6 separate regions of the Homo sapiens genome follow, and regions 1, 2, 3, 4 and 6 are each linked to region 5. A link is a loop called in an ENCODE intact Hi-C map of the cell type or tissue named here. Cell type or tissue: ascending aorta. All regions are shown on one strand. Links, peaks and the distances in the headings refer to the core of each region. The heading gives the core; the rest is flanking DNA. Region 1 holds the start of GGNBP2 (gametogenetin binding protein 2). Region 2 holds the start of DUSP14 (dual specificity phosphatase 14). Region 3 holds the start of MRM1 (mitochondrial rRNA methyltransferase 1). Region 4 overlaps ACACA (acetyl-CoA carboxylase alpha). Region 5 holds the start of AATF (apoptosis antagonizing transcription factor). Region 6 holds the start of MYO19 (myosin XIX).

The links. Peaks named below come from ENCODE experiments on the same cell type or tissue, not always from the same donor. Only the 100,000 strongest peaks of a DNase experiment are listed, where the experiment ranks them.
Region 1: a loop joins it to region 5, with 16 times the contacts of the local background. A loop is called at or near these places in 16 of 110 quality-filtered maps.
Region 2: a loop joins it to region 5, with 3 times the contacts of the local background. A loop is called at or near these places in 2 of 110 quality-filtered maps.
Region 3: it touches region 5 in a loop (5-fold over the local background); 16 of 110 quality-filtered maps call a loop at or near these places.
Region 4: it touches region 5 in a loop (3-fold over the local background); 8 of 110 quality-filtered maps call a loop at or near these places.
Region 6: it touches region 5 in a loop (4-fold over the local background); 16 of 110 quality-filtered maps call a loop at or near these places.

Annotation. Positions count from the first base shown.
Region 1 is chr17:36,542,014-36,547,039 of GRCh38, reverse strand. It overlaps GGNBP2 (gametogenetin binding protein 2), which reads right to left and starts at 2,121. Exons shown (of 14, transcript NM_024835.5): 1 at 1,943-2,121; 2 at 1,223-1,421. The coding sequence starts at 1,315. It also overlaps a transcript of MYO19 not described here. In ascending aorta, for the core only: CTCF peaks have their summits at 2,704 and 2,970; DNase peaks (open chromatin) are centred at 1,209, 1,499, 2,139 and 2,878; H3K4me3 peaks cover 2,957 bases; H3K27ac peaks cover 2,912 bases.
Region 2 is chr17:37,486,168-37,491,193 of GRCh38, reverse strand. DUSP14 (dual specificity phosphatase 14) reads right to left here and starts at 1,303. Exons shown (of 3, transcript NM_007026.4): 1 at 1,236-1,303. RefSeq lists an enhancer at 1-203. In ascending aorta, for the core only: no CTCF peak of the experiment used is centred there; DNase peaks (open chromatin) are centred at 1,013, 1,433 and 2,223; H3K4me3 peaks cover 2,409 bases; H3K27ac peaks cover 2,369 bases.
Region 3 is chr17:36,600,698-36,605,723 of GRCh38, reverse strand. It overlaps MRM1 (mitochondrial rRNA methyltransferase 1), which reads right to left and starts at 4,141. Exons shown (of 5, transcript NM_024864.5): 1 at 3,372-4,141; 2 at 3,078-3,171. The coding sequence starts at 3,913. DHRS11 (dehydrogenase/reductase 11) reads right to left here. Exons shown (of 7, transcript NM_024308.4): 7 at 4,920-5,026. In ascending aorta, for the core only: CTCF peaks have their summits at 2,607 (motif pointing left) and 4,259; DNase peaks (open chromatin) are centred at 2,583, 3,159, 3,796 and 4,203; H3K4me3 peaks cover 1,993 bases; H3K27ac peaks cover 1,231 bases.
Region 4 is chr17:37,356,457-37,361,482 of GRCh38, reverse strand. All of the region lies in intron 1 of ACACA (acetyl-CoA carboxylase alpha), which reads left to right. Among named protein-coding and RNA genes, the nearest start is that of C17orf78, 17 kb to the left of the region's middle. In ascending aorta, for the core only: a CTCF peak has its summit at 2,122; DNase peaks (open chromatin) are centred at 2,192 and 2,912; H3K4me3 peaks cover 2,724 bases; H3K27ac peaks cover 2,792 bases.
Region 5 is chr17:36,946,465-36,951,490 of GRCh38, reverse strand. It overlaps AATF (apoptosis antagonizing transcription factor), which reads right to left and starts at 2,537. Exons shown (of 12, transcript NM_012138.4): 1 at 2,275-2,537; 2 at 1,086-1,277. The coding sequence starts at 2,365. In ascending aorta, for the core only: a CTCF peak has its summit at 1,983; DNase peaks (open chromatin) are centred at 2,082 and 2,570; H3K4me3 peaks cover 2,586 bases; H3K27ac peaks cover 1,793 bases; H3K27me3 peaks cover 760 bases.
Region 6 is chr17:36,532,408-36,537,433 of GRCh38, reverse strand. It overlaps MYO19 (myosin XIX), which reads left to right and starts at 2,566. Exons shown (of 26, transcript NM_001163735.2): 1 at 2,566-2,673; 2 at 3,330-3,481; 3 at 4,753-4,907. The coding sequence starts at 4,896. PIGW (phosphatidylinositol glycan anchor biosynthesis class W) reads right to left here and starts at 2,447. Exons shown (of 2, transcript NM_001346754.2): 1 at 1,842-2,447; 2 at 1-340. The coding sequence starts at 332. RefSeq lists an enhancer at 3,200-3,875. In ascending aorta, for the core only: a CTCF peak has its summit at 2,914 (motif pointing right); DNase peaks (open chromatin) are centred at 2,003, 2,453 and 3,113; H3K4me3 peaks cover 2,652 bases; H3K27ac peaks cover 2,243 bases.

The DNA.
Region 1 (5,026 bases), core at 542-4,541, 400 kb after region 5:
TGAATAATTAGAAATGCTGTCACTTAAAAACTTCTAATAAATTAAGTCATTCAATAGCTCTTCTAATCCTTTTTAAAGTACTGCAGCTCAATCAAGTCTTAATTGAGACTGGCAAGCATAAAGGCATAGACTGGCATCTCTACAATGACTTGCATTTTACATAAAATTTGAAAAAACTTCGGTAGATATTTGCAAAAAAAAATATTGAGGAACAAAACTGATCAACTGCCTTTGATAGCAAAAGAATACTGATGAGATGAAGAGACTTAGGTGCACCTTATCGAAATAAGCAAATGTATAATCCAAAGCTTCAGCATCATCAAAACGCAGATTTCAAAAGATATTCGGAAAAGGTTAATTTCATTTCTTAAGTGGCAAGCAACTGCACTCATTTCCTGTTCAGATTCAATTCAAATTTCAGCCATTTCCTTTTAAAGGAAACAGTACAGCAACATAGGGCAGAGGGTCGATAATGCTACACTACCAAATCTAAAGAATAAAGTACCCGGAACTGGGTCTTGACACTCAAGATGAGCAATCAGCTTTTTATAGTACTCTTACACATTCAATAATTTGGCTTCCTTTAAAAAAAAAAAAGTCCACCTGTAAACTAAATAATGCGAAGAAAGCCCGTTTTGAAGAAAGGGCCTAGCAATACAATCATTTCAAGAGTTTTAATGCATTAGGCAATACGAGACTATTTACAACGAAATCAAACCATTTTAGTGGAATCTTGACTGTGCACGAGCATGTCACTCTGCCCCCAGTAATTAAGCTTATGTGGTGAGAGCTACCAGTATTAAAACAGAAAATACACAGGTAGCAGTGCAGCTGCGACATTACCAGGTAATTAAGCCTCCCCGAGGGTAGGTGGTTTCTGTATGGGGTAGGCCCTAAACGCCCAAGATCCTTCAACCCCTCTCTGAGATGTGTGCTTTGACAAAAGCAGCGTCTCCTAAAGGGAAAGGGTCAAGGAATAAGGTTCCAAAAGAAGGAAAATCTGGAGAGAGGGAGTGCGTACGGAGCTCTGGGCTTGGGGCCGACAGAGGTTACCGAGCCACCCACTGCAAAGGCGAGTTTGTGGGGCCTGCTGAAGAGAAGGCCTCGCCTAGGAGTTGCAACACACTCTTTCTCCAGTGCGCAGCGCTCGGCCTGGGGGAGGGGGAGGAGGGGAAACAGCTGCCAGGGGAGCGGCGGGCCCAGCCCGGCCCGGCCCGCTCACCGTCAGGGTGTCGTCTATGTAGAGGGGAATCTGCCTCCTCTCGAAGGGGAACTCCTCCTCCCCGTCCCTGCACACTGCCACGAGTCGCGCCATCGTCCCCGACGCTGCCGTTGCCACCGTCACCACCTCCTCCCAGCTGCCGCCGCCGCCGCCGCTGCTGTTTCTGCCGCCGCCGCTGCCGCCTCCTCCCAGCTCCTGCCTGCAACAGCCAAACCCCGCGAGCGTAAGCACCCGCCGCTGCGCAGCACATTCGCCACGGGGGGCAGGGAGCGGAGCGGGAGGGTACGGGAGAGCCGGGCTGCGTTTCCCATCACCCGATTCCACACACGCTCAGCCAATCAGCGCCCAGCGCCGCCGGGACCCGCCCCCCTCGCGCCGCGCTCCCTCCCTCTCTCCCGCCCGCCCGCCCGCCCGCCGGCCTCCAGTCAGGGTCCAAAGGAGAGGCGGAAGGGACCGGCCTGCCGGGGGCTTCCCCGCCCGCTGCAGGAGTCCCGGCCCCAGGACCCCACCCCTGGCCTGGGCCCCGCAGCCTGTTCCCCGCCGCCCGCCGCCCGGGTGCCCTCTGCCCCCAACTGACCCCTTCTCCCCGCTTCTGGGCGCACCCCGCCCAGTCGGCCCCAGGACTGCAGTTGCCCAGCGCGACCCCGCCCCTGGGAGGGATCGACCCCGCAGCGGCTCTGCGGAGTCCAGGGAACGGGGAGGCTCAGACCCTTTCCTCACCCTTCTCGGAGGAGGCTGTCGGTTCCGACCTTCACCGTTTTCGTGGTCGCCTCGCTAACTCCCACCTCTGCTCCCTGTTACTGGCTGACGAGGCCCGCGTCAGGGCCGGCGTGGGCGGGAGCGCAGCTCCGAATGTCGTTTCCTCTACGGGCAGTCAGCCGCTCGCGCCGCGGGGAGTGGAAGAAGGAGGGCGGGGGACGAGGGGAAGGTGGGGCCGGGCGGGGTCGGGCGCCGGGCGGGACCCACGTCCTCTCGCGAGACTGGGGCTGGCCGCGCTGGGGACCCCGCTGGAGAAATTTGCGCCCAGAGGGTGCGGGGCCGCCCTGGCCGTCCCGCCCGTGGGCCCGGCGCCCTTCTCGGAGCCCAGCCATTCCGCTAGACCCGAACTAGGACTGGTAGGAGGGGTGATCGGCCCAACCTCAGGCCCCAGCCGCGGGCCGGGAAGGCTTCCCCACGGACGAGGGGCAAGCCCCTCGACGTCAGGGTGTCGTCTATGTAGAGGGGAATCTGCCTCCTCTCAAAGGGGAATTCTTTCAGCGAGTCAAGCCCGTCTGATTCGGGGCTGACTCAGGGCAGAGGCCCAGAGAGGACCTGGATAGGTTGCGAGAAGTCGAGATCAGAGGGGGCGGAAGGCAGTGAGAAAAGGGAGACGAGCATCGGGGGGTGAGAGACAAACTCAGGTCTGGCTCTTGGCCCTTGACGCCACTGAATTCGCTTCCCACGGTGGGAAGAGGAGAAAAGGGCCCTGACACCGCGGCTCGCCAGGGGCCCGCTGCGTAGCTGCATCCCGATCCCGCTGAGGGGACAGCAAATAGTGAAGTGCTGATAGCTTGTGGTTGTCGTTACACTGGAAGGAAATAGAAAACCGGACAGTGGTGTGTGTGTGTGCGTCTTGGCCAAAGGAACTTCTTGGGCTGGGTTAATGTGAGCAGGTACTCCCTTGGGCGAAGTACTGGCACTGGCCAACGGCCTTTCCCTCTGGCCGTCTCCGAGGAAGCAGAGCTGCTGTGAAGACAGTTCCTCTCGCCACCGTGTGTTCAGTTCTGACCTTGAAGGTTTTGGAGGTCTGTTGTGAAGATATTTAGCCTATGAAAGTCCTGGTGATCTGAAGGACAGATCAATTTACTGCTCTATTTCCTGGAGCTGTGATACCTTTAAAAAAAGTATTTTGGGTCGGGCATGGTGGCTCACGCCTGTAATCCCAGCACTTTGGGAGGCCGAGGTGGGTGGATCACCTGAGGGTCAGGAGTTTGAGACCAGCCTGACCAATATGATGAAACCCCCGTCTCTACTAAAAATACAAAAATTAGCCGGGCGTGGTGGCATGTACCTGTAATCCCAGCTACTAGGGAGGCTGAGACGGGACAATCACTTGAACCCGGGAGGCGGAGGTTGCAGTGAGCCCAGATCGCGCCATTGCACTGCAGCCTGGGCAACAAGAGCGAAACTCCATCTCAAAACAAAATAAAGTATTTTGGTTATCACATGGAGTCTTAGAGATTCACAACAAATAACCCATAGTGCACCCTTAGCCATGTTGACTTAGTACATTGTGTGGTCATTGTTAGGGTCGGTGACATAATAAACGAAGAACCATTGTTCATTCCCGAAGGTGTCATTACCCGGCAAATATTTATGTCTTCTGGGCCGGGGTCATGGCTCACGCCGGTAATCCCAGCACTTTAGGAGGCGAGGTGGGTGGATTACTTGAGGTCAGGAGTTCGAGACTGGCCTGACCAACATGGTGAAACCCAGTCTCTACTAAAAATACAAAATTAGCCGAGCGTGGTGGCGCACGCCTGTTATCCCAGCTACTCGGGAGGCTGAGGCAAGAGAATCGCTTGAACCCGGGAGGCAGAGGTTGCAATGATCCGAGATCGCGCCATTGTGCTCCGGCCTGGGCGACGAGTGAAACTACGTCTCAAAAAAAAATTTTTTTTATGTCTTCTGGCCATGTTAGCAGAGTAGAAGAGTGAGTATTAGCTTGAATCTAATACGTATGTATGATGTTCATATACATAGCCAAAATTTGGACATTTTTAGAGAATCTTGCGTTTTATGTAAAAAACAAAACAAAAACCAGGACGGGGGCGGCGGCTAACACCTGTAATCCCAAGACTTTGGGAGGCCAAGGCGGGCGGGTCACTTGAGGTCAGGAGTTCGAGACGAGCCTGGGCAACATGGAGAAAACCTGTCTCTACTAAAAATACAAAAATCAGCTGGGCGTGGTGGCGAGCACTTTTAATTCCAGCTACTCCGGAGGCTGAGGCAGAAGAATCGCTTGAACCGGGAAGGCGGAAGTTGCAGTGAGCCAAGATACTGTGGCCTTCAGTATCTAGAGGTGCTCCTACAGTGGTACATCAATTAATGTACCCACTTTAAACCTTTTTTTTTTTTTTGAGACGGAGTCTCACTCTGTCGCCCAGGCTGGAGTGCAGTGGCGCTATCTCGGCTCACTGCAAGCTCCGCCTCCCGGGTTCATGCCATTCTCCTGCCTCAGCCTCCCGAGTAGCTGGGACTACAGGCGCCTGCCACCACGCCCAGCTAATTTTTTGTGTTTTTATTAGAGACGGGGTTTCATCGTGTCAGCCAGGATGGTCTTGATCTCCTGACCTCTTGATCCGCCCGCCTCGGCCTCCCAAAGTGCTGGGATTACAGGCGTGAGCCAACGTGCCCAGCCTAAACCTTTTAGACTTCATTAGGATTCTGGTTGGTAAAGAACATTAAAAATGACAAGCTCATTATATAGGTGCTAATTTTAATTACTTTGACTACTGAACACACGCCAGGTACTAACAAAGAAGGGAGTATTCACCCTGGGGATTTAAATCTGTGAAAAGGTATTAAAACATATATAAAACATAATAAAATGAAATCCCAAAGGTCTCTTTCCATCTGAGCTTACTTTCCCTAATTTGGGTTTGTCTCTTAGGTCCACCGGGCATACTTAGTATCTTTGGACAAATAGGAATTCAATGAAAACGTATTCTTAAAGGCGAAAAAGGTGGATTTGCTAGGTAAGTTGCTGTTTCTCAAGGAGGTAGCCTGGGTGCTATAAATCCAATCCAATCTAATCTAATCTAA
Region 2 (5,026 bases), core at 590-4,589, 540 kb before region 5:
GCTCAAGGGAGTGGAGCTTCCAGACACACGCACAACTCTGCAAAGAATACAGCACCTTTGTTCCCCTGGTTTTAGAGAGCAGGAAGGAAATGAGCGGAGAGAAACTGTGACTTGTCCAGTGTTACTTAACTTTGTGGCAGAGCTGAGTCTCAGGCATGGAGCTGCCGGCTGGCCTCGGCCTCTCTGACTCTTAAGTGATCTGTAGAATGTCAGGGAGGACGGTCCAACATTCCATCATACTTCTGAGTGGCCTTAGGGACTAGGAATTCCAGGAGACTCTGGGTTAAATCTCTTGGTCCCTATTCTTTTAAGGTTACTAAGGATACCCGGAGTTTGCTCTTCGCCTCCGTTTTTACATCTGTAAAACGGGATGGTAACGCTCTCCACCCCCCTCTCTTATAAAACGATAATGAACAGCTAACGAGTTAACACACACTAAATGTCCGGAGGTCCTGCTGGATAGAAAGTACAAGGTGGTTTTAAAAAAAAAAAATCTCTGCATGGTAAAACTGCATTTGTAAGTCGCTCCTCCTTCCCTAGCCTCTGGGATGCCCAGTTACCATAACACTGGCTGGTACCACTGGCAACATCCACCTAAATAAAATACAGTTATACAATCCACTTAAGGCGGCCACAGCACGCACCCCCTCTTTACAAACAACAACTCAACTTCGCTCCGGAGCAAGGGTACTTAGGAGAAATAAAAAGACAGATGTTAGCACCGCGCACACCCATCTACCACCGCAGAGAAAGACTCAAGTTGGACACTTGGCATCGCTGAAAGTCAAGTTGCTTCTATCCATGCACCAGAAACCTCGGGGAGATGCAAAAAGCGGCGGCGCGCTCCAGAGCGGGTGGATGCCAGCGAGAGTAGGCGGCCTCAGCGGGGTCGGAAGGCGACGGAGGAGGCGCGGCCGAGGCTGCTGGAGCCCCGGGGCACAGGGACAGGGTCGCGGGGGCGGCGCGGCGCGGCGGGGGAGCGGCAGGGGGCGCACGCTCAGGGCCGGCGAGGGTGCGCTGCGGAAGGTCTCGGGCCTCTCCTCCGCGGGCCGCCCCGAAGAGTCAAGGACCGCCAGGGAGCAGGTGGGGGCGCCGGCACAAAGTTTCCAGAGGCGGGGTCGCGCGGGCCTCTGGGTCCCCCTGCGCCCAGGGACCCGAAGCGCGAAGTCCCGCCCTCCCGCCCCACCCCAACACCTTCCCCACAACCCCCACCCCCGGGCCTGCGGGTCCCCTACCGGCGCGGCGCGGCGCGGAGCGGGTTGCGGTTAGGGCTCCGTCCTCCTGCGCGGCCACCGGCTTCTGCGGGCTGGGCGCCGCGCGCGCCGCCTCCTCCTCCCTCCGCCCGCGCCCGGGGCGGGCCGCGCGCACGCTCCCTGCGCCTGGCCGCCCTCTCCCGAGGTGGGGGGACGCGACGCGGGGCGGGGGGACGCGCGGGGCGGCAGGCGGCGCGCGTGCGCGCTGGGCTTCTGCGCCGTGCGGTGTGGTCCGGGCGCGCCCTAGCTCCCGAGGCAGCAGCCTCCCCTAGAGCGCTCCTCCGTGCAGGTCCCCTGGTCTCTTACCCTGCCTCACACACCGGCGACCCCTCGCTTCCCCAGTCAGCGTCTGCGTATGAGCCGGGCTCGAGGCGGGCTGCGGGGGCGCTCTGCTGGGGTGCTTTCGGGATTGGAGAGGATTAAAGGCGAGAAAGCAAATCCGATACAGGTGTGAAGCCGCCGCGGGTGGCTCGGGACGGCCTCGACCCCACCCCACCGCCTCCCTAGCCCGGAGAGCCCGGGGGTTGGGACCCAAGAGCGAAGGGAAAATCAGTAGCGCGGCAGTTCCTGGCTGACGCTTGCTGGAACAGGTACGGGCAGCCGTGGCGCCCGAGACCCGGAGGTGAACATGCAACCTCCGTGCGCATCTCCACCTGCTCTCGCCACGCCAAGGTGCCGTCCGAGTCTCGGAGCCCACACCCACCTCCCGAGTCCCCGAGGCAGGGCAGGGGTTCTCCGGAGCGCAGGCGGGACACGGGCATTTGAGGGCTCATTTGCTGTGTGACTCTGAGGGTCTTTTAAAATTCAGGTCTGCCCATCTGTAACATAAGTCGGTGCGAAACGGACGTTTTCCAGCACAGCCCCGCCTCCCCTCCGCCTCTGGCAGGTGAAGGGAGACACGTGGGAGGCAAAGCGACTTCCTCAAGGCTCTGCCGTGAGTCAAGGCACCTAAGAGTCCTGACTCCATGCCCAGTCCTTGACTCACCAGCCCCTGCTCCTCGCCGTTGCAAATGGTTGGCCTCAGAATTGCTGAGCAGTCAAAACGAGTAGGCATGGGTTTGCGGGGAGGGGTGGAGGGGAGAAGTAAAACCCGCGTTTGGGGTTTACATCTCCCGATGTCCTCAACCAAAAGCTTTGAAGCTTTTTCATGTTCTTCCCGATCTCCACTGCCCAACCGGCTTCAGAGTCATCCGGTGCGTGCTGGACTATCTAAAAGTTAGTGATAATTTTAATCATAATCCTGGGAAACGAAAAAGGCCCAGACTAGAGAGATTTATTTTCGTCTTCGTAAAAAGAGAATCAAAGCTTTAAAATTAGGCAAAATTAATCTAAGAGAAAACAAAGCAGCATACTTTGCTAGATTCAGGAAACCACTGAGTTCAAATCGTGCCTGGGAAAAGCATCTTCCTAAAACTAAATTGTGACGTCAGTTCACTTAGTGACTTACTTGTTTACATGCCAATACGAAAAGAGCAAATCTCTAACAGAAAGGATTGTGTGTTTTCATTTCTGCTCAGCACCCCCTAGTCCTTGAAGCTTCAGTCAATTCAATGACTCAGCAACACAAATAGATGCATCCCTCTTCACATTCCAGCTTGTTACACTGTAGGCAGGTTTCCAAAACAAGCTCTAGTGACAAGGAGCTAGGCATTTTCATGGATTATGGGAACTAAACCTACCATGAAGAGTCAGTGAAGAGGGAGGTGGGCTAAAATAGAGTTTGTGTTGTGTGCGATGTGCGTGTCAAGATTTAGAGATTTAGAGATTAAGTAGAAAGAAGTGCTGGAGTCAGACCATTTAATGACTGTACAGACATGCCCTGGGGTAGGGAGGCGGTTTATGCCTTTACAGAATGTGGAAGTGCGGGCTTATACATGCCTGTACCAAAAATGCAATTTGAAGTTATTCTCTTCTGGACCAGCACTGTCCAGTAGAACTTTGTGTGATGATGGACATGTTCTGTATCTCCACTCTCCAGTACAGTAGCCACTAGCCTCATGTTGCTACTGAACACGAAATATGGCTAGTGTAACTAAGGAAGTGAATTTAAAATTTTATTTTAGTAAATTTAGATAGCCACATGTGGCTAGTGGCTACCTTACTGGACAGCACATTTCTGGACTATAAGTATGTGAGTTTTTTTATAGGTGTCACTTTTTCTTCTTTTTTTTTTAAGATAGGCTTCAGGATGGAGTGCAGTGGTGCAATCATGGCTCACTGAAGCCTCCACTTCCCGGGCTCAGGTGGTCCTCCCACTTCAGCTTCCCAAGTAGCTGGGACTACAGGCACGCCACCACGCCTGGCTAATTAGTTTTTATTATTTTGGGGGGGACGGAGTTTCGCTCTTGTTGCCTGGGCTGGAGTGCAATGGCACGATCTCGGCCCAGCGCAACCTCCGCCTCCCGGGTTCAAGTGATTCTCCTGCCTCAGCCTCCCGAGTAGCTGGGATTACAGGCACGCACCACCACGCCTGGCTAATTTTGTGTTTTTAGTAGAGACAGGGTTTCTCTACGTTGGTCAGGCTGGTCTTGAACTCCCGACCTCAGGTGATGCCCCCTGAGGTTATAGACGTGAGCCACCGCACCTGGCCTTGTTATTACTAAAGAGACCTAGTCTCTTTAAATAATATGTTGCCCAGCCTGGTCTCGAACTCCTAAGCTCAAACAATCCTCCCACCTCAGCCTCCCATAGTGCTGGGATTAGAGGCATGAGCCACTGCGCCTGGCAGTGTCAACTGTTGTGGATGTAGAAACATTTTAGAGGCTGTCTGCTATAAAATTACAATTTGTCTATGCCCAGGGAGGGTTTGGGTTCTCCTGACTCCCAGCTAAATAACCAGTGCTTTCGAGCAGGGCAGCATCTACGAAGAGTGAGAGCTGATATGATTAATACAGTAAGTAGAGGGTGGAAATTTGTACTCTGCTTAGCTTCTGATGTCTGCCTTTCCAAAAATATTCTCCTTAACTGCTTGGGCAATGACTGCTCCTTAGATTAATCAGACTTTTATGCGTCCCTCAGAATGAATAGTTGCATCTTCCATTTGTATCACTGCCTCTGGTTAACAAATTAGCAACAGCTTTGATCTGTCAGAATTGGGGAACAGCGGTCAACAAGGCTCCCAGTCTACAGAAGTTTGATTTCAGGGTGCCATCGGGTCTTGTGGCTCACAGAGATTCGGAAGGCCTGCTTGCCTGTGCCTCTAATTCCAAATTATATGCCATTGATGGCTATAAAAATGCAACTCCCCTGAGATAAGTAAATCTTTAAGCTACTGTCCTTTGGCAGATTTGAGAGGGACACTGGACACCAGGTTTCTGGGAGAAAAGATATCTTAAAAACTAGCAAGATAGAAGTCTCAGAAGTCTCAGAACACATTTCTTCTACTACAGAAGTTTGCCTAAGGCTTGTGCTATTTCATAAGATGTAAAGTAGCACCTTATCTAGATATCATAAGGATTAGCTAGATGTTATTAAATGTAAAATACTTTGAACTTCTACTTTCCGAGTTTTCACAGTTCTCATAAAATGTACTTTCCAAGTAATAAAGAATTGTCACATTACAGATAAGAAAAAGAAAAAAAAGCAAAAAGAGAAAAAGCATTGCTTACCACCATTTTATTACTTAACAAAACAACAATTAGCATCTGGATTTCTTTCTGGTCTTGATTGTATGCAAGATTTTTTACTATTGTTAACACAATTACAATCAAAGAATGCATACAGTTCTGTAACCTGACATCAAGCTTTTTGAGCCAGGCATTATAAAAGGGAAC
Region 3 (5,026 bases), core at 465-4,464, 350 kb after region 5:
GGAGTTGCTCCAGAAGGAACAAGCGCTCAGTTTTAGAAATGTTAGGTTTGAAATGCCCGCCTGACAGCAAAACAACAACAACAATAACAACAACTGTGCAGTAGGCAACTAGATGAGTGAATCTGGAATTCAGAACCAAGGTCCAGGCTGGAGTATACACTTGGGCGGGAATTTGAATTCAGATAGTATTTAAAGCCATGAGACTAGATGAGACCAACAAGAAATGAACATATACAGAAAAGAGATCCAGGACCAGGTGAGGTGGCTCACGCCTGTAATCCCAGCATTTTGGGAGGCTAAGGCAGGAGGACTTCTTGAAGCCAGGAGTTTGAGACCAGCCTGGGCAACAAAGTGAGACCTCATCTCTACAAAAAAAAAAAGAAAAAGAAAAAAGAAAGAAAAAAATTAGGTGAGATGGTGTGCACCTGTATCTCCAACTACTCAGGAGGCTGAGGTGGGAGGATGGCTTGAGCCCAGGAATTCGGAGGCTATACTGAGCTGTGATTGTGCCACTGGACTCCAGGCTGGGCAACACAGCAAGACCCCATCTCTCTCTCTCTCTCTCTCTCTTTTTTTTTTTTTTGAGATAGAGTTTCACTCTTATTGCCCAGGCTGGAGTGCAACGCTGTGATCTCGGCTCACTGCAACCTCCGCCTCCTGGATTCAAGCAACTCTTCTGCCTCAGCCTCCCGAGCAGCTGGGATTACAAGTGCCCGCCACCATGCCCAGGTAATTTTTGTATTTTTAGTAGAGACAGGGTTTCACCATTTTGGCCAGGTTGGTCTCGAACTCCTGACCTCAGGTGATCCACCTGCCTCAGCCTCCCAAAGTTCTAGGATTATAGGCGTGAGCCACCGTGCCTGGCCAAGACCCCATCTCTTAACAACCGCTCCCGGCCAAGACCTCATCTCTTTTTTTTTTTTGACACGTCACTCTGTCACTCAGGCTGGAGTGCAGTGGCACAATCTCGGCTCACTACCACCTCCACCTCCCGGGTTCAAGCGATTCTCCTACCTCCGCCTCCCGAGTAGCTGGGACTACAGGCACGAACCACCACACCCAGCTAATTTTTTGTATTTTTAGTAGAGATGGTGTTTCACCGTGTTAGCCAGGATGGTCTTGATCTCCTGACCTCATGATCTGCCTGCCTCAGCCTCCCAAAGTGCTGGGATTACATGCGTGAGCCATTGTGCCCAGCTGACCCCATCTCTTAACAACAACAACAAAAGAGATCCGAGGACTAAAATCTGGGAAATGCTAATGCTCGGAAGTCAGGGGGTTGAGGAAGAACCACTAAAAATGTCTCTCAGAGAGGACATGGTGAAGCAGAAGGAAAGCAGGTATAGTGTTTCAAGGAGGAAGGAGTGGTCAACTGTGCCAGCTGCTGCAGATGGGTCAAGTCAGAAAAGAATTGAGAACAGACCCTGGAATGCAGCAACATGGAGGCCACTGGTGACCTTGATGAAGCCTTTGATTCAGTGTGAGAGGAAGAGCTGACTGGTGTGAGATCAAGAGCGTGAGAGGGGAATGTTTGCTTGCATGCTGAAGAGAGTGTAAGAGAAAAGTGGATGCTGCAGGAAGAGGAGGAAAATTGCTACAGCAGTGTCTCTGAGTACGCAGGAAGGGATGGGGCCCCAGCACAGGCCCCTGCTTGGGGCACCTCCAGCTCTTCCACAGCAACAGGCGGATGACACTCTCCAGGTCAGATGCTGATGACAGTAGGGAGATGTGATGCCTGGAGCTTAAGTGGATGTTCTGCAGTGTTTCTGTGTTTTCAGAAGCTACCTGTTCAGGGGCTGGAAGTGATGAGTGGGAACCTCATCTCCTATCAGGCTTGGAGAAAGGGGCTCTCTACAAAAAAGTGAAGCCAAAAAATGCTTCTAGATATGTGCTGTTCAATATAGTAGCCACTAGCTACATGTGGCTATTAAGCAATTGAAAGGTGGCTAATTCAAATCGAGGTGTGTTGTATGTAAAACATTTTTTAAAGGAATGTAAAATATTTCATTAATAATATTTTTTAAAGGCCAGGTGCGGTGGCTCATGCCTATAATCCCAGCACTTTGGGAGGCCGAGGCGAGTGGATCGCTTAAGGTCACGAGTTCAAGAACAGCCGGACCAACATAGTGAAACCCCATCTAAATACAAAAAAAAAAAATTAGCTGGGCATGGTGTGTGCCTATAATCCCAGTTACTTGGAAGGCTGAAGCAGGAGAATCACTTGAACCCAGGAGGCAGAGGTTGCAGTGAGCCAATATTGCACCACTGCACTCCAGCTTGGGCAATAAGAATGAAACTCTCTCAAAAAATTAATAATATTAATAATAATTAAAATGATTACATGTTAAATTGATATTATTTTGGATATACTGGACACAATTTATTTAAAATGTCATCTCTTTACTTTTCAATGTGGCTACTAGAAAAGCTAAAACTACCTATGTTTCTCACACCATATTTTTATTGGACAGCGTTGTTCTAGACAGGTCCCAGAGCTCTCCCCCTTCTTAAGAGGGAAATTTCTCACCCTGCAGTTGGGGTGGGGGTTGGGGGGGGTATGGTCAGAGGGGATTCCATATGCAGAGCAATACTGCCTCCTTGTGTCCAGCAAGGGAAGCACAGCTGAAGACAAACGGATGGGAGAGGGGTTTCCAAGGTTTGTCTCTTGCTAGATACTAATGGCATAAAGATCTTCTTGTTCAAACATCCTTTCAAGCTGTGCCCTATTCGAGGAACTCAGGTCTCCTGTACGCAGCTCCCCACAGCTGAACAAAATGCATTTACTGAAGCCCGACCTAGTAGGCAAATAGACACTGAGGCTGACTTACAGAAGAGGCAAAGTGGTGCATACCTGGGGAAGGGGTGCAGGAAAGGGTATAACGCTAGGAAGAATTCAGCTAATGCTCCATTTGCCGTTTTAAAAACTCCAGGACCCTTCCATCCCCAGAGGGATTTAGAAGGCCAAAGGAAGCGGTGCCAACATGCCCCTTTCTCTCCCTCGCCAGGGGCTAGCTTCGTCCCCTTGAAGAGGCTGAGCTGGGCTCACATCTGTTCCTTCCCCTCTTGCCCCTCATTACCTGTAAAAATCCGGTGAGGTCATCAGTGGAGAACACGTCCATCACCTCCATAGCCCCCGCGCTGGACTTGCTGACTACTGGAGTGAGCGGGCAGCTGCAAGGTTTCCCCGTTCCCCGCATTAGGCTGGGCCATCTCAAGCCCGGCTCCCTACCCTCCCAGGGCTCCCAAGGGCTAGGGGGATGAGAGTTCTGGGACAGGTAAGTCTGGCTAAGGGATCACCCAAGGGCCAAGGTGCTTAGGAACTCGGCTGCGTCTCCAAGTTGGGGCACATAGAGAATGAGGGACGTCCGTGCCTGTTTCTCCGGCTGGTGATGACCTTATCCACTCCGAGGAAGTGTGCGGAACGCAGCACAGCCCCAAAATTCCGGGGATCCTGGATCCCATCGAGGACGAGCCACAACTGCTGGGGGTCGTCGCCTGGGCTCGCCTCCCCGGCCTCTCTCCAAGGCCGGGGCCGCAGCGGGCTCACCTCCATGCAGACACCCTGGTGGACCTGGTAGCGGCACATTGTGTCCAGTTTCTGCCGTCTGGGCCGCAGAACTGGAATGTCCCGCGCCTCGGCCATCCGGAGCAGCTCGGCCCGCTTCCCCTGCAGCCCAGCTTTACCCGCCTGGAGCAGGAGCCGGGCCACAGAGCGGCGGGCGGCCTGCAGAGCCAGGAGACACGGGGTCATGCCAAACAGAAGCTCCAGCCGAGAGGTCGGCACCAGGTCATCCAGCAGCAAGCGGCTTAGCTCCTCCCCACCAGGCCGCTCCCCATGCCGCGCTGCATGGGAGAAATGACGGGTGACGAGGCGACCCCAGGTCGCGCCCCGGACGGTCGAGAGCAATGCCATGGCGCAGCTCCCGCCAGGGACTCGATGCCCCTTGCTGCGTCCCCGGGAGCGGTAACCCGCGCCGCAGTTCGCTCCCAGGCTCCCAACACCGAGGTGAAGGGTACTCGACAGCCGTCTCCGCCGAGCTCTCTCGGACAGGAACAAACAGCCCCGATTACCCACAACTGGACTACCGAGCTACGACCACCCGCTCCCAGGCTCCCACGTGGGTCCCTCGCTTCCGGGTTCGGGAGCCCGCCCCTCCCCGGCCCCTTCCTGACGGTGTTTTGCGCATGCGTGGCTGCCAGGCTGTCCCCCACAGCGCCTCCCTCAAGGCTAGAGGAGCGGCGAGCTGAGCTGGCCGTACTACCGGCTGCGTCCTGTGTTCCTCGAGGTCCCAGGAGGCCGGGGACCGCATTCACCCACGCACCAGTGAAGGGCCCTTTAAGGAGATGGGTTGGCCTTCCTGGTCAACCAATTCAGTCTTGTTGCCTCCCTCCCCACATCCCGGCGCTGGTGATTTTTCCCAGAACTTCTCACTAGCCCATCACCAGCCAGCAGGACCCCAACAGTCACTTCCTATCCCGGGCCGCTGATTCTCTTCCTAAGTGACTCTGAGCCTGTCGTGTTCCTGCTGACAAGCTCACTAACGCCCCCGTCCCACAGGTAATGGCGAGACTCTTGCGCAGCACTCAGCCCCCCAGCGATCCAGGAAGGCAGGAAGGAGCTGCCTCTTCAGCCCCATCTGGCTCCTTGCTCCTGTGCTTAAGTTCTGAGCTGTTCGCACAGCACTGCATGCTCTTCCAGACCTCTCAGCCTTGCACACCTGTCTTCGCTTTGTCAAACTCCTACATGTTTTCAAGGCCCAAACAAACCCATTCCTGCTACCTAAGGTAATCCATACTCCCATGAGTGAGGCCCCCAATCCACCCACCTGGGACCTACCTGGAAGAAATTCTGAGACACAAGCACCCCTGATCACAGAGAAGGGGAAAGAATGGAAAGACACTCCTGAAGCCAAGGCAGATTGGTTGCGATTTTTCTTTTTTAATGATCACCATGAAATCCACTGGGCCAGGCCCTGGTGTTCTGCTGCCATAGTCAGAGTCAGAGTGGAGGGATGACCCCAGGAGG
Region 4 (5,026 bases), core at 547-4,546, 410 kb before region 5:
CAATTATTTAAAATAATCAGTGAAGTCAAAAGCAGGACATGCAGGGGCTGGCTGAAATTTCACATAAGGACAGTTTTTGAGGGTAAATCCCTGGTTTTGCAGAGCTTGTAAAGCTGGTAAACAGCAACACCATTAAGAATCCTGGGGAGACTTGGCGTGGTGGCTCACATTTGCGGCCAGCACTTTGGGAGGCTAAGGTGGGCGGATCACGAGGTCAAGAGATCGAGACCATCCTGGCCAACATGGTGAAACCCCGTCTCTACTAAAAATACAAAAATTAGCTGGACTTGGTGGTTTGTGCCTGGAGTCCCAGCTATTCGGGAGGCTGAGGCAGGAGAATGGCTTGAACCTGGGAGGTGGAGGTTGCAGTGAGCTGAGATTGCACCACGGCACTCCAGCCTGGGCGACAGAGCGAGACTCCATCTCAAAAAAAAAAAAAAAAGAATCCTGGGGAAAGAATTCCTATTACTTAAGAGGATCTAGGAAAGGTAAAAGAAAAGTAAGAGGCAACCGCATGGTTTTTAGTTCTTTTGAAGTCACTCCCTTCATGTCAGCTTCAGAGACTGCTGTTATGGAAAGGCAAGGCTTCCCTCTTCCCAGGCCATTTTTTTCGGTGAGTCAAATCAAACATCTTACTAAACCAGGAAGTCTTGCCCAATTATCTTTTTCCTCCCACTACATTTGTCCAACTGATTGATATATTAGTGATATAATTATTGTGAAATATGAATCCCTGTTCTGTAAAGTCCACATCTTTCCTAAGTTCTCTGCTTCCAATCCCTGTTATTTAATTAACTTATTTATTTAGAGATGGGGTCTTTTTACGTTGCCAGTGCTGGGGTGCAGTGGCTATTCACAGGCGCAGGCACAGTACACTACATATAGACTTGAACTCCTCGCCTCAAGCCATCCACCCACCTCAGCCTTCTGAGTAGGTGGGACTACAGTCCAGGTACGTGCCACTGTGCTTGACCCTATTATTTTAAAAATGGGTTGATAAATTCTTAGGGAAGCCCCACTTAGTGGGATTATGAGGGCTCCTAGATAAATATTGTTCCTTGTTGACCAATCTTTCCCTCTTTCTGCCTCAGCTTCCGCCAAGAACTTCTTACCTGGGCATGTATTTCTATCCTATTCACTTTTTACTCTCTGGCGTGGAACTTCTTCCTACCAAACTGTCATCCTCTGCACCTCTCCTGGCCTTCCTCACAAGTTTGTAAGCATTAAGAAGGTGCGCTGCATGCTTCATTAAATTCCTCCTTGGAAGGGCTGAGTTCACCCTGTTCTTCTCAAGTGCAATTTTCTCCAAGTTTCTTCCCTACGCAATGTTTGTATTGTGTTGGGACCCCTTCCAGTTATTATTAATTTTCAACACACAGCTACCATGAAAGTCTTGCTATGAAGTAACTGGCAAAACTAGAGACACCGACTGGCTTCCTCTCAAAGGCTCGGCGTGCCCACAGTGGAGGACGGGAAGCATTCTCCAATCCGAAAAGTCTGGAACGCTGTGGCAACTATTTTGCTCAGGGCAGGCAGAAGACGGTGGTTCTTTGGTACATTCCCCTTCTTACTGAGCTTCGTTTACTGAGGCTTCTCCTCAACACGCCAGGATCCAGCATGTATAACACCTTTGGAGTGGGCTGTCTCGGGGCTGAGGAGCGAAACGGGGGGCTGGTTATGGAGTTCCAGCATGGGGTTACTTAGCTCGCCCAGACTTGGAAACCAGCCAGCGTGATGAGGACAGGTAGTGGACGCGATTGCCCACCCCTTGTTAATGTGTTAGGATTAAACAGACAAACGGGCCCGCACACCGCCTGCCCCATTCTAGCCCGCCTTAATTCTGGGTTCCCTTTCCCCGCCTCTACAGGCCGGCTAGTCCTGGCCCCTCACTTGGGACGCCTCTGTCCCTGATGCGAGGCGCATGCGGGACCGCTTCCCCCACTCCCCTCTCCGCCAGGAGGAGGAGCCGAGGGGTTGGCCCCGTACCCGGCTGTGGCAGAAGGGGCCGCGAAGGCCGGGCCAGGGGCGCCACGACTGCCCAGGGCCCGCCCGCGGCCCGCCCGCGGCCCGCCCGCCCTCTAGCCGCTGGGCCCCGAATGGCAGATCCGCGCTCGGACCATCGGCATCGCCTCACATCGCTCCGCCCCGCGCCGCCCTCCCATTGGCTGCCGCTGAGCCCTCGGGCCCGCGCCTCGCCCCCCGGCGGCCCTGGCAGCGCCGCAGCCCGGAGCGGGGTCGGAGGTGAACGGCCTGGAGTAACCCCGGACGTAGTCACCTCATGGAGCTCGCCGGCTGAGGTGGGAGACAGGGGCGGGGCGGGGGCGGGTCAGGCCCCTGAAGCCCCGCCCCTTCTCCGTGTGCCGGGCCGGCCTGGTGCTGCACGCCTGTCAGCCATCGCCCGAGCCGCCGGCGTCTCCTCCCGCCCAGCAGTTCCTCCACGCAGGGGCTCCGGAATCGCCCGACCGCACACGTTGCCACCCTGAGGTGAGGTGAGGGCCGGCCCAGAACCTGTGACCGGGGACCTGGAGAAACTGGGGCCAAGGGAGGGGCGGCGGCAGGCAGGGGGCCGCCTCCCAGCCTCCGCTCACCCGCACGCGGCCTGGGCTCCACACTATCCAGATCGGGTGCGGGGCAGCCCAGCCCTTCCCGCAGCTCTGAGGCCTTGAGGTCCCCTCCCTAGAGACATGGAGAGGTCTGGGGTCTCGGGAGGTGGGGATTCAGATCCCGGAACTGGGAGGCGTACAGTTCAGGGCTCCTCTAGGAAGGGGGGCTGGAGTTTCTGCCTGGAGCTCGCCCGCCACCCCTCTTGCCCAGCTCCAGCGTGGTCTGATTCCTTCCAGACCCCTCTCCAATCCGATTCTGGGCTCGGGAGAGGGAGAAGACCACGTGGGAAGGGGGCGTTGCGGGTTGGGTCTGATTGCATTGAAAGTCCTTTCTCTCTTGCAGAGTGAGGTGTGGGGTGCAGACCTCACTTGCTCTCTCCGTGCCTTTGTATCGTGGCGAGAGCCAGGGCCAGGCAGGTTGTATCTGCCAGTTCCTGTTCCCAGGATTTTATTATGTTCTCTGCGAGGGACATAGTAAATGTACATGCCTTTTGTTACTCTCCTCGTTTGCCATGCTGATCAAGGGAAGTTACTGGAAATAGGACGTAGGAAGCTGATGTGAAGCTAATGATTTCACAGGAAAATGTGCGTGAAGGTCCTGCCCGGATCGGGGCCAACATTATTTTGGATTTGAGAGTGGGAGAGTGGACACTAATGGACACTTGAAATCACCTCTAAAAATCAGGGACTTCGTGTAGGCCTTGTGGGTTCTATAGAGACATTTAAGAATATAACTGCTCAGGAGAAATAGTTTAATTTCAGATATTTTTGTTTGGAGGTTTAAGACTGGAATAAAAAAAAAGACCCTAGGCCTTCCTGATTCTGTTTCTACTTAAGCGATGTTTCAGTAATTTCCTAATGTGTGGATAAACCTAATAACCACATCTTCAGTCTCAGAAGTTTATTTCCTTGGATTTTCTCTCTCTTTCCATTCATTTTTTCCCTCCCAATTCGGTAGTATAGATTGAGAAGCATGCTTTCTTTGGTTACATGGTCTTTTCTCACTCAGCAGGGAAGAATACTCATATTTGTCCCTTCTTGAGGGGGATGCCCTGGATGTCTGTGATGAGAAGGATTTCTGTGGTGCTTATTTGACAGGCACTTTTCAGAAAAGCATTGTGGCCTAATAGAGCAGGACCACAGTTTACCTGTCCAGATAGATGCCTGCTTGCTACAAATAGCAAGTTTTTTCCCACTTCTCTTGCCTCAGTTTCTTCATTTCTCAGTAAAACTGAATGCATAACAGGAGGACTGATGTGAACCCAAGAATATTAAACATTTTAAAGTGGGCATATGAAAGATGCCAAAGGTAAAGTATTAATTTATGAAGCCATCTGTGTTTACTAGTGTTGTAGAATTTTGTTGTTGTTGTTTTGTTTGTTTGTTTGAGATGGAGTCTTGCTCTGTCACCCAGACTGGAGTGCAATGGTGCGATCTTGGCTCACTGCAACCTTCGTCTCCTGGTTTCAAGAGATTCTCATGCCTCAGCCTCCCGAGTAGCTGGGATTACACGCGTGCGCCACTACGCCTGGCTAATTTTTGTATTTTCGGTAGAGACAGGGTTTCACCATGTTGGCCAGGCTGGTCTCCAACTCCTGACCTCAGGTGATCCACCCTCCTCGGCCTCCCAAAGTGCTGGGATTATAGGCATGAGCCACCACGCCAGGCTTGTTTTGTTTTGATTTACCAGTGCATAATAGAAATACATCAAGCATAAGATTAAATTGCTTTTTAAAAAGGAAGTCTTGGGAAATGGTGGCATTTATCTTAGTGAATTTATAGTTCAAAAACTAGGTAATGCTGAAGACCTGGTATTGTGAAAGCCAGCCTCAGAGAACGCTCTCTCATCTGATGTTGACCTCTCTAAAGTGCTGTGAACAGGTTCAGGTGTAGATCACTATGTAACATTATTTCCTTTGCAGTCAATGACTAGGAAAATTTTTATACCTGTCACGTGGACTGGTTTAACAGGTTTAGGGCTAGTGTTTTTCTTTCTTTAAAATCTTTTTTTCCTTTAATTGGATGGCTAATATCCTAATAGTCTTAGTTGAGGAAAGAAGTAAATTAAAATACAAACTGTGGAATAATGCATTAGAAATTAGTATTTTCAATTGTGGGAGGAGAAGAGAATCCTTTTGTAATTCAGAAAAAAAAGTTATCTCATTATCTAACATGTTCTTAAAGATTAACAATTATAGAAGCTGCCGGGCGCGGTGGCTCACTCCTGTAATCCTAGCACTTTGAGAGGTCGAGGCTGGCGAATCACAAGGTCTGGAGATCGACACCATCCTGGCTAACACAGTGAAACCCCGTCTCTACTAAAAATACAAAAAATTAGCTGGGTGTGGTGGTAGGCACCTGCAGTCCCAGCTACTCGGAAGGCTGAGGCAGGAGAATGGCATGAACCTGGGAGGCAGAGCTTG
Region 5 (5,026 bases), core at 482-4,481:
ATTTTTTATAAAAATCTGTCTAATTCCAGGTAATTTTATAATTTTTTTTTTGAGGACTTACTGTGTCCCAGGCTCTTAGAACTTAAATTATAGAGCTAAACTCAGTGCCTGACGCATGGTAAGAACTCAATAAATATTATCATATTTGTCTCATGATTGGTCCCTTTATCAGTCTCTAGGCAAAGAATATGAAATGAGCTTATCAGGAGCTCCCAGAACTACATCAAGGACTAAATCATAGATATCATAACCTAAATGATAGTTCCTTTTATATTATCTGTGGATTCTCAACATGACACCCCTGACCTTTCTAAAGGAAAACAAATGACATTCTCCCAATAATCACCATATCTAGCCCCTTCTTCCACTCTGAGAAATTTACAATTCTTTAAAACTATAAGCGCACAGACTCCTAACTCTTTTGCAGGGAAGAGAAGGATTATGTGATTTTTTAGAATGGCAAAAAATGAGTTTCACAAATAACTAATATCACACAGTGCTTCAATGCAAGTCCTGGAAAACCAAAGGTCAGGGGTCACAATTCAAGGATAACATGTTCATCAGACACAGTGGTTTTTCAGCTCATAACCCTCTCCAGTAGCCAAAATGCACTGCCTTCTCTGTCACTCCACTGTAGGGTGAGCCATTAGTCCGAACATAAGGAGTATAGCAACTTAATCACTCTGGGCTTTAGATTCCTTATGAAGTGAAATGAAGTAACCTCTAAGACCCTTTCTAATACCAAATCAATGGTCTCTCCTAAGATAACAGATAGGGGTGCCTGACCAACATGGACAAACCCCGTCTCTACTAAAAATACAAAATTAGCCGGGCGTGGTGGTGCATGCCTGTAATCCCAGCTACTCGGGAGGCTGAGGCAGGAGCCTCGCTTGAACTCCAGAGGTGGAGGTTGCGGTGAGCCGAGATGGCGCCATCACACTCCAGCCTGGGCAACAAGAGCCAAACTCTGTCTCAAAAAAAAGATCCGCAGACTACTCTTGCAAAGATCATGGGGGATGACCGGAGGATTTTAACCCTGAAAAAATTAGGGAAGAGAAGAGTTCCATTCAAAAATGTCTACTCACCAGACGATCCTGGCAGAGTCTGCTCCCAATGGTCTTCATTCCATGCTTTTCTAGAGGTGGTTTTGCCGCAATACCTTTTGTCCGTGTCCAAGAGGGAGGCTGATGCCAGTTTTCTAATGCTACCCACTACTAGGAAATCACCTTCCCCATCTTCCCCTTCATCAAACCTGTCAATCACCCTGGCAGCAGTGGCTGTCGGGGGAGAGGGAAAAGTAAACAGAATCTCCAGGTTAGCAGAAACTTTAACGGGAACCCTGGTCGACCCATTTATCTCATAGTTGAACGTCCTTTACGAAATCCCCACCAACTTCCAGGAATAGGAAATTCACTCTCTCCCAAAGTAGAACACTGTCTTACTGCTGTTTCTAAACAGAAAGTTGACTCCTGGCATCTACTAGTGGGATCTATTTCTATGACTTGGATCCTATCAAACTAGTTGAATTCCTCTTCAATGTGTGACAGTCGCTCCAATATCTTAAATCAGTCATCACGTTCTCCCCTCACTCTGTCCCATTCTTTGGGGAGTTTTCTTTGCTTATTCTGGCTAAACAGTCCCGAGTTTCTTCAACTGATCTTCCTAAGATACGGTTCAGCACTCGCATTTATCCCTCCTTATTATCCCTTTCTCACACTTCCGACTCAAGTCTAAAGCGGGATTACTCCCAGCTAGACTCTGAACATCAGCTTACAGAACAGGAGTCTCAGTCGTCAGCCACTGAACAAGTGTCTTGAGACTTCAAGAGACTTAAACAGCACCAGAAAATCCTTCCATCAGTCTCCAACTTAGTTTTGAAGGGCAACCTGAATTAAAAACATGCGACTTTCTTCTCCTCCTTTCTAACGCAATACCAGAAAGGGCATCCTCAAAGCTAACTTCCAACTTGCTAGCAGACTCTCTGGCTCCCTCCAACAGGCCTGGAGCAAGTAAACCTGAAGACCAGCTCCTCTCGGCCTGAGCCCTCGATCTGTTCCGCCCATCCAGCCGAGCACCAAGTTTCGAGTGCGTGTGAAAAGAAGCCGAAGCCCTCCTCCCGAGGCCGGGACCACCCTCGCGGGAGGCGACGTTCCTCTGCGCCAAGCGAAGGAGCGCAGGCCCGGCGGCCTCGCGCACGCCCCTCCCACGCCGCCCCCTTGCCCCACAGGGCCTGGCCCACCGCTCCGCACGTGGCCTGCCCCAGTCCGGCCTCACCTTCCTCGGGGTCCGCTTCAGGGTCCGCCTCGCTTGGTCGCGGGTTCAACAACTGTTCCAGTTGCAGCGCCAGGGGCTGCGGCCCCGCCATCGTCACCAGCTCCCGGTCCACTCCGCTTCGCGCACGTAAATGTGCGGCCCAACCCCCGGCCCCGAAGCTCCTTCCCTGCCGGATCCTCTCGCCTTGATCCGATTCCCCGACTCCGCCAGAGACCGCGCGGAGGCCACCCCACAGCTCTGGACCGGCCACTTCCGGGAGGCGCGCGGGAGGGGGCGGGGCCTGCGCGTCACTGCGGGCGTTGCTAGCATGAAGGCGGAAGCGCGCAGAAGGTTGAAGGGATTGGAGCCGTATGGGCGCGTGTGCGCGTGCGCGTGCGAGTGCGCGGGAAGGGGCGGTGCGGAAGCGCGCCAAGGCACGTGACCGCTTCTGTCGCTGAGATGCGATTGCGATGCGCGCGGCCAGTGTCCCCTTGTACAAAATATGCCTCGAGATTTGTGCGAGATTCGCTTAGGAATAAAGCATAGCGTAGCCGTGGCCCACGGTGGCTGATTTGGGAAGGAGGAGGGAGTAGGGCTTAAGCTGCTCGAATCGCGGGTGCGCACTCGGGCACGCAGAGACTGGGACCCAAAGCAGGTTTGTCATTTCGCAATTTATAGTAGTCTGAGGCCGGGCACACGCCTCCCGCCCTTCAGCGGCCAGGATTTGGGAATCCTATGTCAGGGATATGCACGTGTAAGTGTGTGGCGGACTGCTGGCGTCTTTCTTAATGGGAATACTTAGGAATCGCTGTGGCTAAAGATAGTTTCAGTAGCGTCTCTAAGTACCCTTGCCTGAGCAAGGGAAAGGGGGTGGGGTGTGGATTACTCCACTGCATACCCCTCGGTATTGATTATCTTTGCTGTTCAGAGATGAGGGCATGCTCAGGCAGCTTAAGCAGGTGCACAAATGCAGAAAAATACAGGTCTACCGTTAGAGGGACAGACTCAAAATATAAAGACTTAATAGTATAAATGTAATTGCACCCCGCACACGGAAAGACACAATCGCTTTACATCCTCTTTCCTTCATCAAGCATTCCCTGACTGCCCACTATGTGGCAGGCACTGCTAGATAAGATACAAGATAAGTAAGTTGGATTCTCCCCCCCACGGTAATCAGCCTAGGAGGGTAGACAAACATGTAAACAGAAACTGCAATAAGGGATGATAAGTGTGACTACAAAGTGGTCTATTCTTATGGTATCTGTTGGAGGTTGCCTGTAGAGACCTAGACCCCTCTAAACAGAATCTGCCTCAAAAGGATCCAGAAAAGAGATGTTAGTGGTGCACTGTGGCAGTGCCCCTTGGGTACAGCCCGGGCCAGTTGGATCCCACAGCTGAACAACTGGGGAACCCTCAGCTCTCTACTGTCTCCCATGAAAACCAAGGGAAGAGAGGATCTCTGACTTTCACAATCTTCATATGTCCTCAGGGCCAAGAGCAATAAGAGGACACCACTTTAGTGGAGCCTGTTCCATGTCCCTGTAAAGTGGCCCTTGAAGAATGAAGACAACCAGGGCTGCAGAGGGGAAGGAGAACCTGTCTGAGGGTAAACCCCCTCAGACATGGAAGGAAAAGAATGCCAGGCTAGGCAGGGCACTCAGGAGAAGAAAACGGCTTTTTACCATCCATAAGAGAGCTTAGCCTAAGAGAACAGTTTTTCGTTTATCCTCTATAATTGCAGTCTTGTGCCTGTGTCCGGGCCTCCCAAGCAAAAGTGTGTTCCTTGCTCCTTGACAAGGTGCCATGGGGCTTCAAAGGACAAAAATGTTTCTCCCACCCCACATTTAAGAAACTACCTCCTGCAATCCTATCCCCTTGCTATGTTGGGTACTTACAATGCTTAGAAACCTGGCCTTTGAGGTAAAGAGAAGGAAGAAAAGAGAAAGGGAGGTGAGTCACTGCAGAGACCACCTCTAAGCTGTCATGCAAACAGGACACTGCTGGTCAATTTGGGGGCTGTGCTGGGCAAACACTCAGCAGAAAATGCCATAGACCTGTTTACTTACTCTCCCTTCTCTGTCCTGGTCCCTACTGACTTGGGAAGCCATTTTAGCAAGGAATCAAGACCGTTCTACTGTCACACACATCCCAGGGCCCCCCAAAATGTTTGCCTGACCTTATACTGAAGGTAGAAAGAGGACTCCAGGAGTGGAGGGAAGAGGAAGTAATTCTAGGAATTAAGATGCAACTGAGAGTAGTTGAGGCAAGGGACAGGGGAGCAAATTCTCAAATACTCCCTCTGGGGGCCTCTCCCTACCTGCATTCCAGTGTCTTGAGATGGTGGGGGAAGGGCTTATTGATGGGGTAGGGATGGAGATGGAGAGTGGACTGTGGCGAGGAGTTTCAACCTCTGACTGATGTAGAGATGAGAGCAGATGAGAGGAACAGGGAGAGGAGAATAAGGGTGAGCAGTTCCCTAACAGAATGGCCTTCTCCAGAGAAGGCGGAGGGGCGCCCAGTCCACAATCCCTCTCCCTGCCCTCCAAGGGCTGCAAAGTGGCAGGCGATTAGGCACAGCAGAGGATGGGCAAGGGGTGACACTTTCCAATTGTCCCAAACAACTGTCTGCTCACTTGACAAGGAGTTTCAAGAGTTTGGGAAAACCAAGTTCCCACTTGCCTCTCTTCAGATGCTGTCCACCCTCAGGTGCCAGCCCTGGCAATGCCTATCCTGGCTCTCCACAGGTAATACTTCCCCAAGTGCCTCACCT
Region 6 (5,026 bases), core at 610-4,609, 410 kb after region 5:
TTTAGGAAAGGCAGTCTGGCATAGCAGGTCCTCCTTCGGTATATTTGATACAACAGCCCTGCCCCAAAGATAATTACACCGAGAAGCTCAAGGAGGATAAATGAAGCCCAAATGGTCAAAGTGGCTACCATGGGAACTATTAGGACAACAAAGTCAGTGAGGAATCTAGTTTTCCAGGTAGGTGAAAAAGAACACAAGTACTGTGAGAAAATGATCAGGAACCCTCTGCACAGGATACAGAATGCAGGAAAGCACAATCCCTGGGTGATTTCCAGCACGGTGGTTCCATTGAGGTTACTGACAAAAGCTTCCTTCATCTGCTTTTCAGACATTTTTCTTCCTGTGAAAACAAGAGCAAAGGAATGGATTTGTGAAAAGCAGCATTCTTGTGTAATTAGCATACCTGGCTTAATTTTACTCTTATTACTAGATTTCAGAGCAGAACTTTGGGCCCTAATGAGTTCACCTAGGATTTGTGATTCCCCTTCCAAGGATTGTGGGAAGAAGCTTAACACTAATGTGTTCAGATAGAAATGTCATACTAATAATATTAAATTATTGGTTACAAAGCTTCAGCTATTCCCTGTACAAGACAGACTCACAAAGAAAGTGAATTTGGGGCCAGGCGTGGTGGCTCACACCTGTAATCCTAGCACTTCGGGAGGCCGAGGTGGGAGGATCACCTGAGGTCAGGAGTTCGAGACCAGCCTGGTCAACATGGTGAAAGCCCGTCTCTACTAAAAATACAAAAATTAGCCAGGCGTGATGGCACCCGCCTGTAATCCCAGCTACTTTAGAGGCTGAGGCAGGAGAATCGGTTGAACCGGGGAAGCAGAGGTTGGAGTGAGCCATTGCACTCCAGCCTGGGCCACAGAGTGAGACTCCATCTCAAAAAAAAAAAAAAAAAAAGGAAAAGAAAAAGCAAAGGAAAAGAGAGCGAATTTGGGATATAAACTCTGAGAATGGCATCATAGGCAGATGGGAATTTCTATTATGGAGCACAGTACGTATCATGAAGATTCTTTGATGCAAATTGAATAGGATTTACTAATGACCTTAAAGCAAATTCAAACGCTAGGGGCCAAGTACATTTTGAAGTTGGGGGCCTTGGTTCCAGTTCAGAGCCTCTCCAAACCTACTGCCTTGGTACAAAACGTGACCCCTGCAGTGATTTCTGGATCCCCAGGCTGCTCCTTTCCTCATTTACAGACAGCTATGTTTTCAGGTTAGGATGGAAGTAGGTACGGTGGGTGCATTAAGAATGGATGTATAGCACATACTAGTGTTAGTTGCTCTTTTATTAAGGGTTGTAAAACACCTCTGAATGCCACACATCATTGTCTGAAAAACGGCATACTGGAAGAACACATTTGTTGGTTAAACATGAACCTAGAGTTTCTAAATGTACCATGAGCTGAATAAGTAAGTGAATGCATGCGTGCATTATGGCCTGTCTGGAACCTGTGACAATATCTCACAGTAACCAACTCAAATCAGTTGACCATTAAAAATAAAAGTCCTAGCCGAGAGAAGTGGTTCATGCCTGCAATCCTAGCGCTTTGGGAGGAGAGAGGATCGCTTAAGGCCAGGAGTGAAAAAAAAAAAAAGAAAAATTAAAAATTAGCTGAGCGTGGTGGTGCGCGCCTGTAATGCCAGGCTGAGGCGGGAGGATCGCTTGAGCCCAGAGGTGGAAGGCAGCAGTGAGCCGAGATCGCGCCACTGCACTCCTACCTGGGCGACAGAGCGAGACTCCGTCTCTTAAAAAATAAACATAAAAATAAAAAGTCTTTTTCCTAACAGACGCCCGACCTGGCCGCGCCCTACCCGTATACCTCACGTACTCCAAATGGTGCCGGCGCCCCCAGCAGACGGTCTACGTGGGAAGGGCAGCCGGACTGCCGCTGCACCCGCCAAACCACGCGGGAACCAGCCGCTTCCGCCTCCCGCGCGGCACTTCCGGCCGACGCAGGCAGCTGGCACTTCCGGGCCGGCCGATTCCGCGCGTCTCCGCCCATCATGGCGCTCGTGCCAGTGTCCCGTGGGCTACCCACTCCTGTCATGTCCTTTGGGCTGGTGCAGGCCAGATCTTCTAGGGCCGTAGCCCTGAGAGGAGCGCCTGGAGAGGAAACGGCGCGCCATGCACCTCACACGGCCCCTCAGACCTCACGGCGAGGCCCTATCAGGGTAATGGTGTCCGCCGGCCTCGCACAACACTCCGCCGCACTCGCACAAGACTCCGCCGCGGCGACCTCTACTGAAAGACCCCCAGTCCTGGTGTCGCCCGAAGGCCCAGGAAACCGTGCTTCCGCGCTTCTCCCCCAGAACGTGGGAAGCTGCCGCTTTACCCTCATTTTACCCCAGGGTCGCAAAACATCTCACCGTAGTTGAAGCCAGCAAGCCGGACCAGGCGTCCCGGCCAAGCCACGTGCGCGCCCCGCGCCGCGAGTGCTCGCCCCGCCCCTAGGGAGGAGCCGGCCGACCCCCGGCCACTTAGCAGTGCCGCAGCCGACGGGGTGCGGTTCGGCGCTCCCAGGTTCCTTTCCTCACTGCACGCTCTTGCCCCTCCTCTTTTCTCTCCTGCCCGTGTTCTTCCCGCCGCCTGACCTGGCCCGCCCGCCTTTCCAGTCTGGCCGGGCGGGGGCCTGAAGCACGGCGGCTCGGGCCGTGGGACCGGTGAGTGTCAACCCGAACCTATATCTGAAGCCCTTCAGACGCGGAAGGGGCTTGGGAGGCCAGTTTGCCCCGCAGCGGTGAGGAAGAAGTAGGCGTCTCCACCTCCCCTTCCAAAGCGCCGTTTCCCTCCTTTTTGCCTTTTCCTTTTGACCCTCTTGTGTCTCACGAGGGGGTAGCCCAGCTCTTGGCTCTTGCTTGAAACAAGTCTTTCTTGATCACCCTCCACCTTTCCACCTGGCCGGCAGGGGGCGGCCTGGGGGGAGAGGGTCCTTGCTCCACTCTTCGCCCAGCTGAGGACCCCGGGAGGGGGCGGCTGGTCCCGGGAGGTGTCAGGGCAGCTGCGCCCTTGGCTGGGGTCACGTCCACCTTCCTGGGAAGGACATACTCTCCCCGTGCCAGGTGCTTCCGGAACGGCATCCCAGCCCTGGGTTTGCGGCACGACGCCCGGACCTTGAGTCCCCGGTTCCCGCCGGGAACCTGGGGGCGGAGCCAGCTGGACTGATGAGATCCTTACCCAGCGCTTCTCAGCGTCTGCCCTCCCACTGTCCTCCATGCCTAGAAAGAAACAGTCTGAGAAGGAGGGACTGGTGATCAGGTTGCCACTTGCCTTGATTCGGTGTTCCATTTACTCATTACCGTCTCCTTTCTGCCCACAGTGTTCACACCCTTTCCAGAAATTCTTGGCTGGTAACCGCGAAACCGACTGGAGCAGGAGCTGGGAGAACTGGAGAAAACTGCTCTAATCTCACTTGACTCCAGCTAGGAGCTGATGCTGCATCGTAATAACATTTGCAGAGCGCTTTCACAGGTATTAGCCCCTTTAACGCTTCATTTAGCCCCGTGAGATCTGGATATTATCACTCCGTTTTGTAAACGAGGAAACAGAGTGAGGCTTAGTTCTTGGGTTCTGTGCCAGGGGCCTTGGGTTTTGGATTCAAACCCCAAACCTGTTGTGCTGCCCCTCTGGACCTATTGCTTGAGATGAGTTCCCAGTTGAAAGAGCTTTGTTCTCTGGAGCCCTCTGCATGGCTGTCCCTTGGATGGGGTACAGTCAGTGTCCAGGGTCAGGATCTTTTAGGGCTGTAGCACCACACCTTAAGTGGTCCAGCACGGTCCTGATACCTGTTTCCGCCTCAATTGTCCTTTTTCCAGCTTCTATGGAAGTCCCTATCCCTGGGTTCTTTAAAGACTTGATGTATTCAGAGCCTCAAGAAAGTCTCCACCAGGGTTAATCCATTGCAGGCACGCTTCACCCTCAGCCTCATCTCTCCTTGCTAGGGGTGGTGCCAAGGCCTAGAAAATTCCAAGTCTGAGGGTCACTTAACCATTCTTCAAAGATTGGCTTAGGCCCAGCCTCACAACACCCCACCTCCCAGATGGATTCATCTCCCTGAAATCCTCACCTTCTTGAAGTTGACACTGGACCGTTCACCTGATTAGCGCTCCCAAATGGATCATCAACCCTTAGTCGTAGTGCTAACAGTGTTTATCCTCTGAGTGAATACTCAGATTCGTACTTTGTGTGGTGCTGTCAAACCATGACCTCATTGACCTTCACAACCACTCCTTATGAGGCAGATTTAACTGTCCCCATTTTCAAGGTAAGAAATTGAGGTAGGTGATGTGCCTGACCCAGGATCACACACCCAGTGAGTGATTGAACTGTGATATAAACTACCACACCACACCTTTCCTGGAGCAGCGAGAGATGACTCCAGCCTCTCCTCCTCACCAACGACTGAAATAGGATATTTCTGTCTAATGTAGAGGATAGGGCACAAGGCTTCTCTGTCTCCCCAGTGTCTTACTCCTCCTCCATGGCACACTGACCCAGAGGGTTTGCAGCCCCACCCCAACCCAAACCCTAACCCTGTAATAAAACTGGCCCAGGGAGCCTCTGAGGCTCTCATAAAAGTTTCCCTGTCTCCTAATTGGCAAGGGAAAGGACAGGCCCACTCTCCGCCCAGGCCTGCCTTGCATCTCATTTTGGTTGCTTCTGCTAGGTGGGAAGGAGTGAGTGAGTCACTCCAGAAAAGCCCTCACCTGTGTGTGGTCCTTGTCTTCTCTCTCATGCCACAGGCGCTGGAGTGACTTGTCTGAGATTCCTCCAGAACTGAGCCCTTTGTTGGAACCATACCCCAGCCCATGGTCCCATGACTAGGTGGATAGTACTCCTTGTACCTCCTGCAACCCAGAACCCTGGCTGACCACTTTGAAGGAGGATGCTCCAGCAGGTAAAACCTCAACCTTAGATAACCCAGGCCCTCAAGCACCTGCAGCATCTGTTGCTAGCCCTAACCTGGAAGGAAGGGAAAGCCCCCTTAAAGGTCTCTTTTCTCTCCTCAAATTGTCT